2 separate regions of the Homo sapiens genome follow, and region 1 is linked to region 2. The links are chromatin contacts, found by Hi-C in ENCODE. All regions are on one chromosome and are shown on one strand. Each heading gives the region's core, a stretch centred on a gene start or an enhancer-like site at or near the end of the contact. The rest is flanking DNA. Distances are from core to core; before and after follow the strand shown.

Region 1 (3,546 bases), core at 477-2,976, 640 kb after region 2:
AAAAAAAAAAAAAAGAGCCGGCCAGGTATGGTGGTACACCCTTGTAATCCCAGCACCTTGGGAGGCCGAGGCAGGCGGATCCCTTGAGCCCAGGAGTTCGAGACCAGCCTGGGCAACATGGTGAAACCCTGTCTCTTAAAAAAATACAAAAATTATTCAGGCATGGTGGCACACACCTGTAGCCCCAGCCCCTGGGGAGGCTGAGGTGGGACTATCACCTGATTCTGGGGAGGGTGAGGCTGAAGTGAGCCAAGATCCCACCACTTCACTTTAGCCTAGGCGAGAGAGTGAGACCATGTCTCAAAATAAGTAAATAAAAATAAAAAGGAAGAAAGAAAAAGAGCCGAGTGGTGGTGCACGCCTGTAGTCCTAACTACTGGAGAGGCTGAGGCGGAAGGGTTCCTTGAGCCCAGGAGTTCGAGGCCAGCCTGGGCAACACAGAAAGACTCTCTCTTTTTTTTTTTTTTTTTTTTTTTTTTTTTTTTTTTTTTTTTTGAGACGGAGTCTCGCTCTGTCGCCCAGGCCGGACTGCGGACTGCAGTGGCGCAATCTCGGCTCACTGCAAGCTCCGCTTCCCGGGTTCACGCCATTCTCCTGCCTCAGCCTCCCCAGTAGCTGGGACTACAGGCGCCCGCCACCGCGCCCGGCTAATTTTTTGTATTTTTAGTAGAGACGGGGTTTCACCTTGTTAGCCAGGATGGTCTCGATCTCCTGACCTCATGATCCACCCGCCTCGGCCTTCTCTCTTTAAAGAAAAAAAAAAAAAAAGAAAAGAAATTTGTCTATATAAATATACAGTTAAAGCAAACAATATAATATATAAAACCAAATTTGGAAATATTTTTTCCTTCCATCAAAACTTAAACATCAATTTTAGAACACAGTGTTCTATATCGTAAGGAGTCCTAGAGTCTACCCAGTATAATGTCTCACATCCTCGCCCTCTTGCTATAGTTGTCAAACCTAAATGTACCTAAGAATCACTGATAGGTAGTTGGTTAATACGATGGATTATTTCTAGGCCCCGACCTCAGACAGGTGCCTCCATGCCCCCACCCAGCCAGGACATTCTGAGTCTGTAATTTGAAGTGAGCTTCAAGAATCTGCATTTTTACCGCGGCGCTTTTGATGCAGGCGGTCCACGGTAAAGTTAGAGAAATGCTGCCCTGCTGCTGCGCTGCAGATTGAACTCTGGGGAAGAAGAAATGAGCACGACCGGGAGCGGTCCATCTAAACCGGTCCATTTAGATGGACAGGTTTTAGCAGTCCATCTAAATCTGTCTCAGGAGCTTTCTTTCTTTCTTTTTTTTTTTTTTTTTTTTTTTTTGAGACGGAGTCTCGCTCTGTCGCCCAGGCTGGAGTGCAGTGGCACTCACTGCAAGCTCCGCCTCCCAGGTTCACGCCATTCTCCTGCCTCAGCCTCCCGAGTAGCTGGGACTACAAGCGCCCACCACTACGCCCGGCTAATTTTTTGTATTTTTTAATAGAGGCGGTGTTTCACCGTGTTAGCCAGGACGGTCTCGATCTCCTGACCTCGTGATCCGCCCGCCTCGGCCTCCCAGAGTGATGGGATTACAGGCGTGAGCCACCGCGCCCGGCCTGTCTCAGGAACTTTCAAAGGGGAGTGGCAGACAGAAAATGAGCACGGTATCTAATCAGCAAGTAGGATTGCAAATAAGAACGCCTTTATGAAGGCCCCAGTTTTTACAGTAAGTCCCTCACTGCCCGCACACAACGATGCCAAGTTCCAACCTGATTTGCGTCACCACAGTTGTGGGTTTGCGCCAAGGTTAGTTATCAAGCGTAGTGAGAGGATAAATTCACAAAATGAGGGACAAAAATAAGACGAGAGCTGGGTACAACGGAAGTGAAACCTGGGTGGAGGTCATCTCCAAATCACAGTGGAAGGACGATGTCAGGGATTTGTCCCAACACTCTTTTGATGAAAGAATTTGATTAGTGGACTATTGCACTCTTAAAGGCAAAGAAAACAAAGCACGGCAGTGCCCCGCTCGGTCGGGATTCAAAAGCAGTGAAAGCTGCCTTGCTCTGTTTAAAGCGACAGGACTGCTCTGCTATTCAGGAAAGACTAAGGAGGCAGCGGTATCTGCGAAGTCCTGCGAGCTCCCGGCGACAGGAGTAGCGCGAGCAGCTGACGGGGGAAATCCACTGGCAGCGAGTCGGATGAGTCAGCGCTGAGTCACGCTCGGCGCTACGTGCCGGCCTGGGCGGCCGCAGCCCGGGGCCCGCAGCCGCGGAGTCAGCAGAGATCCGCCGCTTCCTGGAAGACCCTCCCTGCGCCTGAGGGAGGGGGCGGCGTCGCCTCCTCGCGCCGCCAAGGCCCCCTGCAGTCACACACTCGCCCGCACGCACGACCTCCTCGCTCCATCCTGGGGACATCCAGGATTCACCCCCGAGGGGAAGAGTCCCATGTGACAAATGGTTAGAGCTTGGGCGGATGCTTTCATCCCATGTGTTTCCTCAAAGCTGAGATTCCAGCGCTCTTGCTCTTTTCGTGTTGTTGTTAGGTTTTTAACTTTTTTTTCCCGTTTCCTGGCAGAGGATTAACACGCTGATCTTTTTATAGTTTCCAATATTTTAAATGAAGCACAAGAAGAATGGATTAATAAAACGTGTTGAAACTTAAGCATCAAATCGTCACACTGCTCTGGGTTCTAAAATGACTAGAAAGTGACTGCACTAGAAGCTTTGAATGTTGGGTAACTGGGAAGGATTAACTCGGTTCTGATGTGCCCTTTGTTAATGAAAATCAAATCTTTGCTATTTGTCCAACCACCCTTATAATAACTAAATTTGTCTAAAGACTGGAGACATGTGTGGTAATAATTAGATATGGAGTCACCAAAGAACAGGGTAGCCATGCCTTTGTGTTTTCTGTGCCTTAACTAACATTCTGTTGTCCTAATGTGCAAATGATACATTGTTGGTTTTAAAAAATATTATGGCAATGTTTATATCCATGCTGAGAGTTAATAGCAGGTATTGTGTCATGAAGTGCAGCTAGTCAGTGAGATAGTCCTGATACAGGTGGGGTAATTATTATTTAGGGACAATTTGCGGCTGTTTTTCAAGACAGACTGGGTCTTTAGAAGTTGTGCCAGCTGTTACCGGTGGTTCTGCTTCATTGGGAGAATTATTTCCCTCCTTATCCCTGTGTACGTGTGAAATGATGCAAAACAATAGAGTGTTCGTGTAGTTTGACTGCTTTTCTTGCAGGCAAGGAGACTGAAGTAATTAGAGGTTGAACTGACTCACCAAGGTTACTGGAGAAGCATGACTACCCAATTTTGTAAAGGAGAGAAAAGCCCCAAACAAATACAAATAGGAAACATGAAAATACGAGAGAGGATCAGAGCCCAAGAAAGCAAAATGAGTAATATGGACCAGAAATGGAATCTCATATACTTGAACTAGTTGTAATGGGAGGTATACTTAATGCGCTAGCCTTAAAAAAAAAGTCAAATTATTGCATAAAAATTTAAGATTTTAAGTAATTACATACATCATTTGATGTTTTAAAAACTG
Region 2 (3,356 bases), core at 533-3,032:
TTTGTGTTACATTATTCAGGACTAAAGTAGTAAGTTATTTTATATAGTCCATGGATCTCTCTATAACAGTGTCTTATAGATTTTTCTTTGTAGATGCTTTGTCTAAACACATTTTTAAAAATCTGATGGGTAACTGATTTTTATTTTTATGTGAAAGAAAAGTATAGAATGTAAGCAACAAATTATTGAATGTCCACTGTTCCTTTTGCTTTCTTTCAAAACCACGTTGTGTTTACTTCCTTTCTTACATAAAGAGTAAAACAAAACAACCAAAATACCAAGCAAACAAAAAAACCAAAAAGCAAAAACCAATTTACAACACACACACACACACACACACACACGCTCGCGCACACACACACACAGAGTCTAGATGACTTATGGTTTTAATATATGTTTCAGACTCGATCTTAAGAAAAGGTATTTCATACGATGAAAAAATCAGTAAAATGTAATGAAATGTAAATTGGAAATTATTTTTTTCATTTTTGTTTTTTTCCTTAAGTAAGGTGTAAGCATTCAGTGGACAATCTTGAAAACAACTAAAGAAACAGAAACAGTGATGATAAACCAATGCTGTGGGAATCTGTAGAAACTTTGTTAGCTTAGCTGACAGTTTCTACTCTCAACTAAATGTTTAAAGAATGATTTACACTATCCATCTGCAAATTGATAGTGACTATTCTTTATATTCTTTCTAACTATTCATTTTTAAATCTTATGTAAACATTTGAAATTAAGTATAATTTTTAAGGGTTTATTTTGTTCTTCTTTTTCTATCCCCTATGGGTAAAAATAGTACATAGTAAAAAAAGTACATAAGGAAGTACAAATCATGAGGTAGAAAATTTCAGAAATTATTGGTTCTTTTCAAATAGAGGAAATTAGTTCAAATATATATTAAAATGTTTTAATTTGACTAGTAATTGGTGCATACTTGTATTATCTCATTTGTGTGTGAACAAGAATGAGCAAATTACATTTGAGTGTTCAGAAACATTTAGTTAAATAAAATTTAGATACTGTATTTTATCAAAAACTCCCTCTTAATTTTGCAAATTTTTAACAAAACTTGAGTGAAAGAATAAATGAATGATAGCAAGCATGATTACAATAAATCACATCACAATATTGCAATGAAAATAGTTAACAGTTTATTGTGATAACAGTTTATAATTTCCTCTCAATGTCAAATCCAAGTTCAAATTCTCTATATTTCAACTCAATATAGACAAAAGTTGCCCTGATACTAAAAAACTTGTGGTGCTTTCAAATAACATGCTGGTTAAAAATATTCTATTTAGTTTTCCTCAAATCACAAACAATGTCATTATGCCAGTTTATTTCAGAAAAATTTTGGTGTATGTGGTATATAACCCTATATTTATAAATGGTGCATTTGACTTTAAAAATGAAGCTCTAGGGCTCTACATTTGACATGTGCTTTCAAGGCTGTTTGAAAATGAAATACACTGTGGATTTGGAAAAGTGTTTTGGTTTCCTGATGCCAAGTTGTATTTAAGTAATTTTTGGCAGAATTAAAAGGTGCAATGATATGGCTTCTTCAGTATGTTCCTGTGCAAATGATATAGGTATAGATTTCTCTAGTTACACAGTTTTGTTTTTTCTAACTCAAAGAACAACTGGCTTTAGATCTGAGACTAAAGGTTTTTATTTTTTTTTAAATCTAATTAAAGCTACTAAGTAATTATAAGCAGGGCTGAATGAAATTTGTTCAGCTGCTGTGGTTTGTGAGCCTGTACAGTGCTTGGCAGGCACAGGCGCCTTGGAGGAGGCCTGGAAAGGAATGTCTTGAATGGGTCTTGACAAGCTTGCTGGCCATGGGGTCATCTTCCATAAGTGGGAACTGCCGAACCTCTTGCTAGCATTTGTCAATAGCAAAGAATCCAGGGTGCAGAGTTCCCATAAAACGCACATTACTAGCTCTTGGGAAAAAAGGAAGCCTTTCTTTAGCTTTATTTTTCCCTTGCCATTCTAAGTTTCTCACAGTATTAGTGAGATTTTAGCAAATGGTGCCCTGCCTCCTTTTTCCCCTTCCCACACTTCTTTCTGTGTTGACAGGGTAGAAACTGAAAGGTTTGTCGTGTATTTTGGGTAAGTGTACAAAATAATACCTTGTTTTTGGTGATTCAGTATTTTGTTTTGCAAGTGATTGTTTTTGGACGAGACTGCTGTTCTGCATGATTACAGGTCTTGGGAAATTTTGCTTGTCCACCTGGCCATGCATGCTTTGTGTGCAGTTTCATTTTCTAATGATAAGGGGAGCTTACACAAAGTTGTTTATTTATTTTTGGTCCTAAGAGTTTTGCACTGTGAATGCATTTAAAGTATTTTGAAATTTGAGAATTAGTGTAATGACATTTAGACGAACTTAAAATTTTTAACTTTCCTTGTAGGTCCACATAACCTCAAGAACAATTACTGTGCTGTACTTCTGAAATTTTTACCCAATGTCTTTTATGAATCTTGTAGCTTGTTTAACAGAGAATTAGCAATCAATTATCTGAACGGTTCCATTGGTTTTCTGAGAGCATCTAAGCAATTTATTGCTTATATCTCAGAGCCGTATACAGAACTTTTCAGAATTTGCATTTCACTTAAGGGTAGCATATTTTAAGAAAGTTTAAAAATAAATTTGTTTAATGTTCAGAATGGATTTTTATATTTTGCATTCTGATCCAGTTTTTTCTTTCCTAGCTTATGTGGATATAAGAAATTTTAATTAATGAGGATATTGATATAAATGATGGACAAATTTGGTATGAAAATTATGACTGTTTTAACAATATAAAATAACTCTCCTATTATTTAGACTATTCTGTGGCCACTAGCATGCTAAGTATTATCAGATTTCTAAAAACTAGGGAAGGATGACAATTCAGATTCTCTGTTAAATAGGAAGTGAGCTTTTTTTCTACATATTTCTACATATGAATTGTGGTTTCATTGTGATTTGAAGTCTGAGCATGAATATATTTTTGGTTCAATAGGACGTGACATTTCGCAAGGTTTAGAGCAGCTTGCAGGATTGATAATTCTTAAGAGCCTGCTGGCTTTTAAACTCTCAGAACATTGCAGTCCAAGTCCCTTTGATCATTCTAATTATGCTTTGAACGTTAAAACCAGAAATTTAAAAAACATGTTGTTTTAATATGTTCTTTTGGAGATACGTAGGAATTGGTATAACATGTCATGCATCTCAGATCTATTCTATTCTTTTTTTTCTTATATTCCCTACATTTTCTTTTATACTAAAAGACAAAAAAGCACAGGTTTAAAATTAAGGAGAATAGAAGGCATTTGAAACCACAACATATTCCTAAAATGTAATCACA

Evidence for each region. Hi-C counts contacts between places; a loop is a spot of excess contacts on that map. Pooled maps may share reads with other maps.
Region 1: a map with no recorded cell type shows a loop between it and region 2 (2.5-fold over the local background). The contact joins two enhancer-like sites. A Hi-C loop is called at or near these places in 2 of 37 single-sample maps with no recorded cell type and 2 of 50 pooled maps.

Annotation. Positions count from the first base shown.
Region 1 is chr5:91,278,430-91,281,975 of GRCh38, forward strand. No RefSeq gene overlaps it. Among named protein-coding and RNA genes, the nearest start is that of LUCAT1, 34 kb to the right of the region's middle. RefSeq lists enhancers at 1,089-2,030, 2,029-2,288, 2,031-2,972. Within about 2 kb of position 1,727, at least 39 of the 41 ENCODE cell types and tissues checked have a DNase peak (open chromatin) inside an H3K27ac peak, as active enhancers do.
Region 2 is chr5:90,638,754-90,642,109 of GRCh38, forward strand. The region is part of intron 11 of ADGRV1 (adhesion G protein-coupled receptor V1); the gene reads left to right. Among named protein-coding and RNA genes, the nearest start is that of ADGRV1, 82 kb to the left of the region's middle. Within about 2 kb of position 1,783, at least 4 of the 41 ENCODE cell types and tissues checked have a DNase peak (open chromatin) inside an H3K27ac peak, as active enhancers do.